Regions from separate parts of the Homo sapiens genome. Here region 2 is linked to region 1. Evidence: chromatin loops called from intact Hi-C (ENCODE). Cell type or tissue: mammary epithelial cell. All regions are shown on one strand. Links, peaks and the distances in the headings refer to the core of each region. The heading gives the core; the rest is flanking DNA.

The links. Hi-C counts contacts between places; a loop is a spot of excess contacts. Peaks named below come from ENCODE experiments on the same cell type or tissue, not always from the same donor. Only the 100,000 strongest peaks of a DNase experiment are listed, where the experiment ranks them.
Region 2: a loop joins it to region 1, with 5 times the contacts of the local background. A loop is called at or near these places in 5 of 110 quality-filtered maps.

The regions. Positions count from the first base shown.
Region 1 is chr5:148,311,489-148,316,883 of GRCh38, forward strand. It overlaps SPINK7 (serine peptidase inhibitor Kazal type 7), which reads left to right and starts at 935. Exons shown (of 4, transcript NM_032566.3): 1 at 935-1,056; 2 at 1,886-1,911; 3 at 2,612-2,736; 4 at 4,151-4,431. The coding sequence starts at 996. The coding sequence ends at 4,196. The region is part of intron 2 of FBXO38-DT (FBXO38 divergent transcript); the gene reads right to left. In mammary epithelial cell, for the core only: a CTCF peak has its summit at 2,866; no DNase peak of the experiment used is centred there.
Region 2 is chr5:148,176,805-148,182,199 of GRCh38, forward strand. No RefSeq gene overlaps it. Among named protein-coding and RNA genes, the nearest start is that of SPINK14, 11 kb to the left of the region's middle. In mammary epithelial cell, for the core only: a CTCF peak has its summit at 2,620 (motif pointing right); a DNase peak (open chromatin) is centred at 2,627.

The DNA of each region.
Region 1 (5,395 bases), core at 58-5,057:
CCACAACATATGGGAATTATGGGAGCTACAATTCAAGATGGGATTTGGGTGGAGACACAGCTAAACCACATCAGATTGATTGCACTCACTCCATACATAACAAAGCATGTGATGGCCACGAGACCATGAGGGGAAGTGACAGCAGTATTGCTCTGGGCTGGAAGTTTTAATTGCTAAAATGAGAACTCCTTGAGAACGAACTCAACTTCACTTCACCTTGACTACAGTGTTCCAAATAGTGATGACTCTGCCCACTTGGCATCCACAGTGAAGGCAATGTAGCATGAACAGCTGACTACCATACAAGTGTAGCTTGAGTAAGAAACAAAGTTTTGTTTTAATTCACAGAAATCTTGTGGTTACATGTTATCACGACATAACCAAGCCTTTTGGATTGATAAAGGCTCACAGCATATAACGACTTATCCAAGATTATACAGGTAGAAAATATCAGAAGTATTATGTTAGTGCTTTTCTCCATACCTCATAAATGCTAATGTCAGTGTTCCTTCCATTAGGTCCCAGTTTGCTTCATTGGTTCATTGCCTCAAAAATAAACAATATTTCCCCAGGTGCCAAGATATAAACGTAGGTGTAATCAGTCTAATCGGGGTTTAATAGATTCCAGTTTCGTAAAATAAAGGAGGTTTGAGATTTTCACTTATTTCATAACTAAGTCAAGAAGCTCATACTTAGTCTCTTCTAGTTCATGAAGTTTAGAATTCTTAACAGTCCCACCTTTGGGGAAGATAGAAAATACTTCTTACCTCAAATAATCAAATCATTGGTCAGATAAGAAGTGGCAGTTCAGTAACAAGGACTGTAACACAGCCCAGGGTGTGGCACCGTGCTTTGAGATCCTCTGGATGACCTCACAGGAAAGGCGGAGAAACCAAGCCTTGCATATATATAAACATGACCCCTTACCTGGGATATGGTCGATGCAGCTGTAGTGACAATCTCAGAGCAGCTTCTACACCACAGCCATTTCCAGCATGAAGATCACTGGGGGTCTCCTTCTGCTCTGTACAGTGGTCTATTTCTGTAGCAGCTCAGGTAAGTTAAGGTCAGACAGTGCCCTATATAGCCATTAAGATTGTTTTCATAAATAATCCCTCCTGCGATGTGAGCATCTCAGAAACATCTGGTTGTAAGAATTTAAAGTGTACTGGTTTGTAATAGGATCTTATGTTCCATCTGGAGTTTGAGAGACTTGAGTCCAATGTCTTCACTTTCAAGGATTCTTATTTGCATCCATAGAACAAAAAATGATCTAATTTCTCTGTAAGTCTTCCATTTCTATGTTCATATGGACACTGGAAGTTGTCAGTGTTATTAGATATACCATTTCTTAGTGCAAAGATACAGAAAAACTTGGATGTCTTCCCAAATCAGTTTGGGGGGATTAAAATAAAACACAAGTCTCAAAAAGCCAAGGGTCAACAATTAGACTTTTATACTGTGAAAAATTAATTAAAGTGTTTCCAACCACATAAAGACATTCAATTGCATTTCTTTATGTCAATTGGGAAGGAAAGGATATCAGAGATGATCCTTCAGGCTCTTAGGAGTGATGATTTTAATACTTCTTATTGCTACTTGACTTTGGCCATTATCAAAAACACTATGAGGTTCAGAAAACATTCCATGATCAATAAATAGAGGAAATTTTTATAATTCTCTTACCTAAACCAAGGGTTAACCTAACCCATTGGCCATTCAACTTCCTCAGCAAACAACTAGGATTTTGCATAAGGATGGAGAGTGTGCTGAATCTCATTGCTAAAGGAAATGTAGAGTAATTATATAGGATGAAACTTATATTAATTAATGAGATTTAAAGTTTGCTTTACTTTTAACATCTTCATCTGTATCTCTTTTTCAGAAGCTGCTAGTCTGTCTCCAAAAAAAGTAAGTATGTTGAATAACATTTTAATGTCAATAACTATTGACTGTCATTTAGTCAACATATATGTAGGATAAATTATGTTTAGGGGGATTCGAGAGGGAGGCAAACACACATGGAGAAATGGTACCTGTTCTCCAGAAGGCAACTAAACAAATATGACATACATATAAACAACCATATTTTAAAAATGTTTTTTAAAAATGCCAGAGTTAAAGAAGGGAGAACCGCCTTCCAGCTGAGAAGTTGGTGATGTTTTCATAAAAGGCATAACGTGTAAAAGGCAGAGCAAAAGTACCCTGATAAATTGCACAGGCTCTAGATTCAAATCCTAACTCTACTACTTACCAGCATTTATCTTCAACAAGTTATCTCTATTTCTAAGCTTTAATTTTCACATTTGTAAAGAGAGGTAATAGTAGAATTTACTCTAGTTGTTCTGAAGATTAAACAAGAAAATTCATGCAAGATTTAAGTTTAACGCCTAGCCCAGAAATGCCCAGCAATTGTTAACTGAGTGTAGCAGAAAAAAATAGAATACCAGTAGTGCTAGTATTTGTCATAGTGATAACACTAGTACTTAAAGAAGTGGCCAAGCAACATCTGAATATCTGAGCTGGGACTTCCAGCCCTTGTAGTATATCTAATAGTGGCCTAGCTTGGGGTCTGGGAGAAAAACAGGACATTTGCTTGTATATGACACAGGTGGACTGCAGCATTTACAAGAAGTATCCAGTGGTGGCCATCCCCTGCCCCATCACATACCTACCAGTTTGTGGTTCTGACTACATCACCTATGGGAATGAATGTCACTTGTGTACCGAGAGCTTGTGAGTACCTCATAAGAAGAAAATGAGATCTGGAGTCAGTGCTCTCTACTACAAACGCTTCTACTTTCCAGGATCCAGCTTAAATCTCTATAAGCTGTAATTTATAATTATTCCCACCCAGAACAGCAGGTGGGGATAGAAAACTGACTGTTGCACAATCAGACAGGGTAGAGTCACCTGCTCTGCCAGCTTGGACTAGTCCCATCCCATCACAGAACCTCCAGTTCCTGTCTGTCAATTGTGAGAATCCAGTAAGGCTGTGGATTCTCAAACTGCTGTCCCCAGAGCACAGAGGTTCTATAGAGGCAAGTCAGGAGTCACCATTAGGGTTAAAGGGACTATTTGGGGTAGTTGACAACATAAAGTTCAGCTTTGACTATTTTAAGTAGTGGAGTGCCATACAATATCATGCTTGAAGAAAGGGCCCTGAATCCCCACCCCCCATAAAATAATTGAAAACTACTACACTACCTGACTTAGATTCTAAGATAATTAACATCCTCACTGCAGCTTGATTCTTAGACAAAGTGTCCCTAGAGGTTCTTTATCTTCGAATTTCTAGAGGCTCTAAGTATCTGTAGCTTTAAGGGGGGAATAAGGCTACAAAAATGATTACTTTTCCTTTATCTAAAATAAGGGATGCAAGCTGTCAGTATTTGGACCAGAATACCACGGACATGTTTTGTTTAGGTATTTTCTTTGGCCCACAAAATGTTTTTGCAGAAATGTAGCTAGGCAGATGTCACTTCTTTGGTACAAGACATGCAAATTACACTTAACTGTCTCATAGCAAGTCTGCTGTGATCATCGTTAACTCTTTTAGGCCACTGGATTTTGGACACTTAGATCTTGCGTTTTCATCTTTGTGATTATCTTAACAAGTGAGAACAACAAGCCCTTAGCCCAAAAGGACATGTCTATGTATTTATTCCTATTTGGGAGGTTTTATTTCACAAAAGGGAAAATTCTGTAACATAGGCAGACTGGGAAACTAGCCCTTGGCCAGGAAACTAGCTGTTTTCAAGGGACACTGGAGAGAAACATGATGAAAGTCCTCCTCACTAATGCAGGATCCAGCTTCGTCAAAGGACTTGCTGACCAGGAAAAGCTGAGAGACAGGCCCTCTCAATTTTGTCAGAGTACTCTTTCTTTGTTGTGTTAAGACACTGGGTGGTCAGTGGGGCTCTGGAATCAGAGGAGGCAGCAGAGGGGTGGAATTATCACTGGACTAGGGAAATTCTGCTTCTTCCTCTGTCAGAATGTGCTTTGGCAAGGTCATTCATTTTCTGAGACTCAGTTTCCTTATCTGTAAAATGAGGTGCTGCCTCATAATCTCTATAGTTCCTTTCAGCTCTAACATTACATAAAATTTCCTCTTGTGCTAATGAATCTTGTGAACTGTGTCTTCCCTTAGGAAAAGTAATGGAAGAGTTCAGTTTCTTCACGATGGAAGTTGCTAAATTCTCCATGGACATAGAGAGAAAGGAATGATATTCTCATCATCATCTTCATCATCCCAGGCTCTGACTGAGTTTCTTTCAGTTTTACTGATGTTCTGGGTGGGGGACAGAGCCAGATTCAGAGTAATCTTGACTGAATGGAGAAAGTTTCTGTGCTACCCCTACAAACCCATGCCTCACTGACAGACCAGCATTTTTTTTTTAACACGTCAATAAAAAAATAATCTCCCAGAAAGTTTATCTTTGCTTCTGTTTGTGTTTGTTTCTTAGATCGGGGTATAAAATAACACAATTATAAAAGAAAATTGAAAAACACACAAGTCTTGATGTTTAGGAAATACTTTTATACAAAGAATCCCAATCAGCTTCCAAGAAACACATGCACACCACACACACAAACACACACACACGATACATAGACATACACACACACACAAATGCCAGTGAACACCACACCTTCTCCTGGAGTCTTTATCCACTAGCGACAAGTCTATGTACTATACTGTTGCTTTACATTGGTCTCTTTTTTTAAAAGACCCTTAAAAGAGAACCTCTCTTGTTCCAAGAAGTCATTTCTGGAAGGGAAGTTTTTCTTCCTATTCCTTTCCAGAAACATACCACAATTTCTCATAGGCCAGCTCTTCTAGAGTGCTGATGGGAAAGCCACTGCTTCAACAGGAAGCATGTCCATTGTTGTAGAGATCTGATTGTTGAGATGTTCTACTTGTCTAGAATTGAAGACTACATTCATGAGGCTATCAACCATCAGCGCCAGTGAGACTATATAACAAAGAAGTTCACCCTTTTTGCCAATTAACAGAATTTTCATTATTTAAAAATGAATATTCTGTCTCCATTGAAATTTATTTTCTCCAGGATAAAAATCTCTGGTTAATTCAACCCTTTTTTCTCAAGTGTTATTTCCCTTATAATATTTCTATCCTGGACCATACTCCTTGGATCTGTTACAATTAGGCATTGTCCATCTTAAAATATGTTAGTATGTTGTCCAAAAATAGACTAATCACCAAAATTTTTTTTTTCCGACAGATACAGAGAAATTAAAACTACCACCTCTCTACTAAACCTTCCCTTCTATTAATGCAGCTGAATACGCCAAGGATCATGTTTACAATATAGAAACATCATTAGAATAAAATCTGACGTGTTTGCAAATACCAGGCTTGCTGCATAAGAAT
Region 2 (5,395 bases), core at 189-5,188, 130 kb before region 1:
TCATTGAGATTCCTCTTTCCTATTCCTAGAATCTCTTACAATGCAAAAACCAAGGTCAACTACAGACTTTAATTTATTTATTTTCCATCTATCAGGAATCTGTCCTTCAGTGCCTCGTGTCCTAGTGTCATGTTTACATATTTGTCTGACTATTTTTGTTGTTTCAGGTAGGAGAATATATCTTATCTGGTTTTCCTTGCATCCTATTGTTTGAAAGTAGAAGTTGACTTTATCTTTTATCGTGCCATTGTACTTACGTTTTATACTTCTTTTTCCTATGATACCTCCTAAAGTCTACACTAGAATACGTTGTCATTATTCTACTTTTTGTAAGAATTCCAATGGACAAGATTTGTGCTCTATAATACTACAAATCTTTTTAGTAGATAAGAAAGCACTGACTTAAACTGTCAATGGGTAACAGTAAAAAGATCAGTAAAAATAATTTTTTTTCTGTCATTTGATAGTAGGCATTCCCAAAGATGTAAAGGAGATCAGCATGCATCTAAATGCAAGATGGCCTCCTTCCAGTGCAACCCCTAAGGATAATTTTCACAGGTCTCTTATGACTGCTAACATGAAAGGAACTTCCCCCTTTTGCGGTCCCAGCTCTGATAGTCACTGCCTGTGTTCTCATTCTTTCTCTCTCTCTCTCCCTCTGCCTTTGGCAGGTGATTTCAAATTCCTCCCTCTGATTCCCTGTATATTTTATGCTTTGGTAATTGATTAGCCCCAGGTTTTAGCTATTGCCATCTTCCACCCACCCTGCTTCCTCTGCATGACAAACCCACTCACATCTGTATTACTCTGTTGCCTATATACGTATAACTCACTTACCCACATCATGAGACTGTGCCCATATTCTTAGCATCAGACACTGGACATCTTTATATATACACATATATATATATATATACACACACACACACACACACATATATATATACACATATATATTCCATTTAATGACTTTGGACATGCGCATACAACCTTGAAACCATCGTCACAATCAAGGCAGTAGACATATCTGTCACCTCTAAAAATTTTCCTGTGACTCTTTGTTTTTGTTAATGCTGCTGTTGTTGTTGTTGTTGTAAGAAAAATTAATGAGATCTACCCTCAATAAATTTTGAAGTGCACAACACCGTATTGTTAACTATGGGCACTATGTTGTATAGTAGATCTTCAGAACTTATTCTTACATAATCAAAATTTTAAAACCATGAACAACAACTCCCCATTTCTCCCTCCCCCCAGTCCCTGGAAACTATTATTTTATTCTCTGCTTCCATGAATTTGACTATTTTATTTTTATTTTATTTTATTTGTTTTACTTTAAGTTCTGGGATACACATGCAGAATGTGCAGGTTTGTTACATAGGCATACATGTGTCATGGTGGTTTGCTGCACCTATCAACCCATCATCTAGATTTTAAGACCTGCATGCATTAGGTGTTTGTCCTAATGCTCTCCCTCCCCTTGCCTCTCATCCCACAACCACCCCAGTGTGTGTTGTTCCTCTCCCCATGTCCATATGTTCTCATTGTTCAACTCCCACTTATGAGTGAGAACATACGGTGCTTGACTTTCTGTTTCTGTGTTAGTTTGCTGAAGATGATGGCTTCCAGCTTCATCCACTTCCCTTCAAATGGCATGATCGAATTCATTTTTATGGCTGCATAGTATTCCATGGTATATGTACCACATTTTCTTTATCCAGTCTATCACTGATGGGCATTTGGGTTCGTTCCATGACTTTGCTATTGTAAATAGTGCTGCAGTAAACATACATGTGCATGTGTCTTTATAGTAGAATGATTTATAGTCCTTTGGGTGTATACCCAGTAATGGGATTGCTGGGTCAAAGGGTATTTCTGGTTCTAGATCCTTGAGGAATCACCATACCATCTTTCACAATGGTTGAACTAATTTACATTCCCACCAACATTGTAAGAGTTTCTATTTCTCCACTGCTTCACCAGCATCTATTGTTTCTTGACTTTTTAATAATCACCATTCTGACTGGCATGAGATGGTGTTTCCTTGTGGTTTAGAATTGCATTTCTCTAATGATCAGTGCTTATGAGCATTTTTCATGTTTGTTGGCCTCATAAATATCTTCTTTGTGAAGCAGACACTGGACATCTTAATTTCACTGGCTCTTGTGGAATCTTGAAAGTCAATCTATCTAATATGGATCCTATGCTTTTCTAAATTTGCTTTACACATGTTTTGATGTAATGAAAATTAATGCTATCACTCTCTCTAAGCCCTTTTTCACTCAAACTCAATTTTAATATACTATAAATATATATTCCTTATATCAGCTTACATATTGATCAAACTCATGAACATTTATTTAATTCAAGTCATCTTGTTTTAATGTTATTTTACTATTCATCTTAACTGTTATCTCAGGTTCCATTCTATTCTTCTGACCATAATTTTCCATTTAAATATTATCTGTTAAAAATCACTATCCTTGGTTAATTATAATAGAAACAAACATCTTAGTATGACATACAAGACACTTTATTTCATCTGTGAAAGACACTCTCGAAGCCCAAGTTGAACTATAATGAACTCTTGTAGGACTTGTAGCAAACCCTATTTGCCCATAAGGTGGCAGTAAAGCATTGCTCTTTAGACCAACAACTTTGACAATACTTTTGGCCAACTTGTCATATAACAATATGATTTTGGGGAAATTGCTAGATCTCTATGAGCTGCAGATTTCTTATCATCTAACATGGTAATATCCTTCTCCCCAGGAAGATGAAAGCTCCTAACATACTCAGCCTTGACGTTTATTCAGGTGTCACATTGGATGAGAGTATTGGGAAATGTTTCTAACTAATGGAATATTTGTAACTAACGAATGGACTAAATATTACTCTTCTAATCCTATGGAGTTTTTTTCTTTCTGATTAGCTTATTTTTACCCTGAGAAAGTTAATTCAGAGAGACAGACTTGTGTAAACTGTTTTCCATGTATTTTCCAAGCAAAAATTTGGAATGAGTTAGATATGGGCCCTATGTAGGCTTCCAGAAAGTCATTGTTATTTAAAATAACAATGAAAACAACATGACAAATCTAAGCCACAGTTAATTTTCTTTAATATAAAATTCATTGATTTATTTTTATTATTATTTTCAACAAATCATAATTGTGTACACTTACGGGGTGTAATGTGATGTTTTGTTATATGTATACAAAGTGGAATGATTAAATCCATCTAATTCACATATCCATCACTTCACTTATTTTTTGTGGTGTGACATTGCAAATTTACTTTCTTAGCTATTTTTAAATAGGCAACATGTTTTTATTAACTATAGTCATCCTTCTGTGCAGTAGATTTTATAAGCCTATTATTTTGTGTAACTGAAACTTCGTACAATTTGATAAACACCTCCTCATTCCTTCCTCCCCACCCCCACTTCTAGCTTCTGGTAACCAGCATACCATTCTCTACTTCTACTTCTATGAACTTGATCTCTTTTAACATTCTGCATTTAAGTGTGAGTATGTGGTGAAAGTGGGCATCTCTGTCCTATTCCATATCTCAGAGGAGAAGCTTTCAGCTTTTCACCATTAAGTATGATGTTAGCTGTGGGCTTGGCATATATGCCATAACTGTGTTTAGGTACATTTCTTCTATGCTAACTGTATTTAGGTACAGTTTTTTTCTTTGCCTGGCTTATTTCACTTTACATAATGTTCTCCAATTCTGTACATATTGCTGCAAATGACAGAGTTTCTTTCTTTTTAAAAGATGAATAGTATTCCATTGTATATCACACTTGGAAATATATCACATTTTCTTCATCCATTCATTTGTTGATGGACATATAGATTGTTTACATATTTTTTCTATTGCAGACAATGCTGTAATGAATACAGCATGCAGATACCTCTTCCACGTGTTGACTTGAATTCCTTTGGGTATATACCCAGAGTGGGATTGCTGGATCATATAGTAGTTCCATTTTTAGTTTTTTGAGGAACCTCCATCCTGTTTTCCATAATGACTGTACTAATTTACATTCCCAATAAGAGTGTACAAAGGTTCTGTTTTCTTCACTTCCTTGCCAGCACTTCTTATCTTTCATTGTTATAATAGCCATTCTAACAGGTGTGAAGTCATATCTTATTCTGGTTTTAATTTGCATTTCCCTAATTATTAGTGATGTAGAGCATTTAAAAATAAACATGTTTGCAATTTGTATGCCTTCTTTTGAGAAATGTCTGTTCAGGTCCTTTGCCAATTTTTAATTAGATTATTTGTTTTCTTGCTATTTAGTTGCTTGAATTCCTTATGTATTTTGGAATACTAAACCTTTGTTAGATGCATGGTTTGTGAATATTTTTTTTCCCCACTCTGTGGGTTGTCTCTTTACTCTATTTTTTCCTTGGCTGTGCAGAAATTTTCAGATTTGATGCAATCTCGTTTGTATTAATACTTTTGCTTTTGTTGCCTTTGTTTAGAGTTCAGATAAAAAAAATCATTGCTCATACCAATGTTATAAAGCTCTTCCCCTGTTTCCTTCTAGTTTTACGGTTTCAAGACTTACATATAAATCTTTAATTCATTTTGAGTTCATTTTTATATATAGTATGAGATAAGAAACCAATTTTATTTTTCATCAGGCAAATATTCCATTTTCCCAGCACCATTTATTGAAGAGACTCTCCTTTTCCTTTCTCCATTGTATGTTTTTAAATTTTATTTCAAAAATCAATTAGATAAAAATGTGTGGGTTTATTTTTGATCTGTCTATTCTGTTCCATTGGTTGATGTATCTGTTTTTATGCCAGTTCCATGCTGTCTTTATAGCATGGTGCTGGCATAAAATAGCTTTATAATATATCTTGAAGTCAGGTAGTATGATGCCTCCAGCTTCATTCTTTTTGCTCAGTATACTTTGGCTTTTCACGGTCTTTTGTGGCTCCATACGAGTTTAAGAGTTGTTTTCTCTGTTTCTATATAAAAAGACTGGAATTTTTATATTGAATGTTTAGATCATTCTGGGTTGTATAAACATTTTCACAATATTAATTCTTCCAATCCATGAACACAGATATTTCTCTATTTTTTCTTCAATTTGTTTCGTCACTGTTTTATAGTTTTTTTGTATATAAATCTTTCACCTCCTTGATTAAATTTACACCTAAGTGTTTTCTTTTTTGGTTGCTATTGTGGATGGGATTAAAAAATTTTTTTGGATAGTTCATTATTCGTTTATAAATACTAATTTTTATATGTTGATTTTGTATGCTGCCACTCTACTAAATTTGTTTATCTTTTCTAGTAGTTTTCTTTGTGGCATCTTTAGGGTTTTCTATATACGAGATCATACCGTCCACACACAGAGACAATTTCAGTTTTTCAT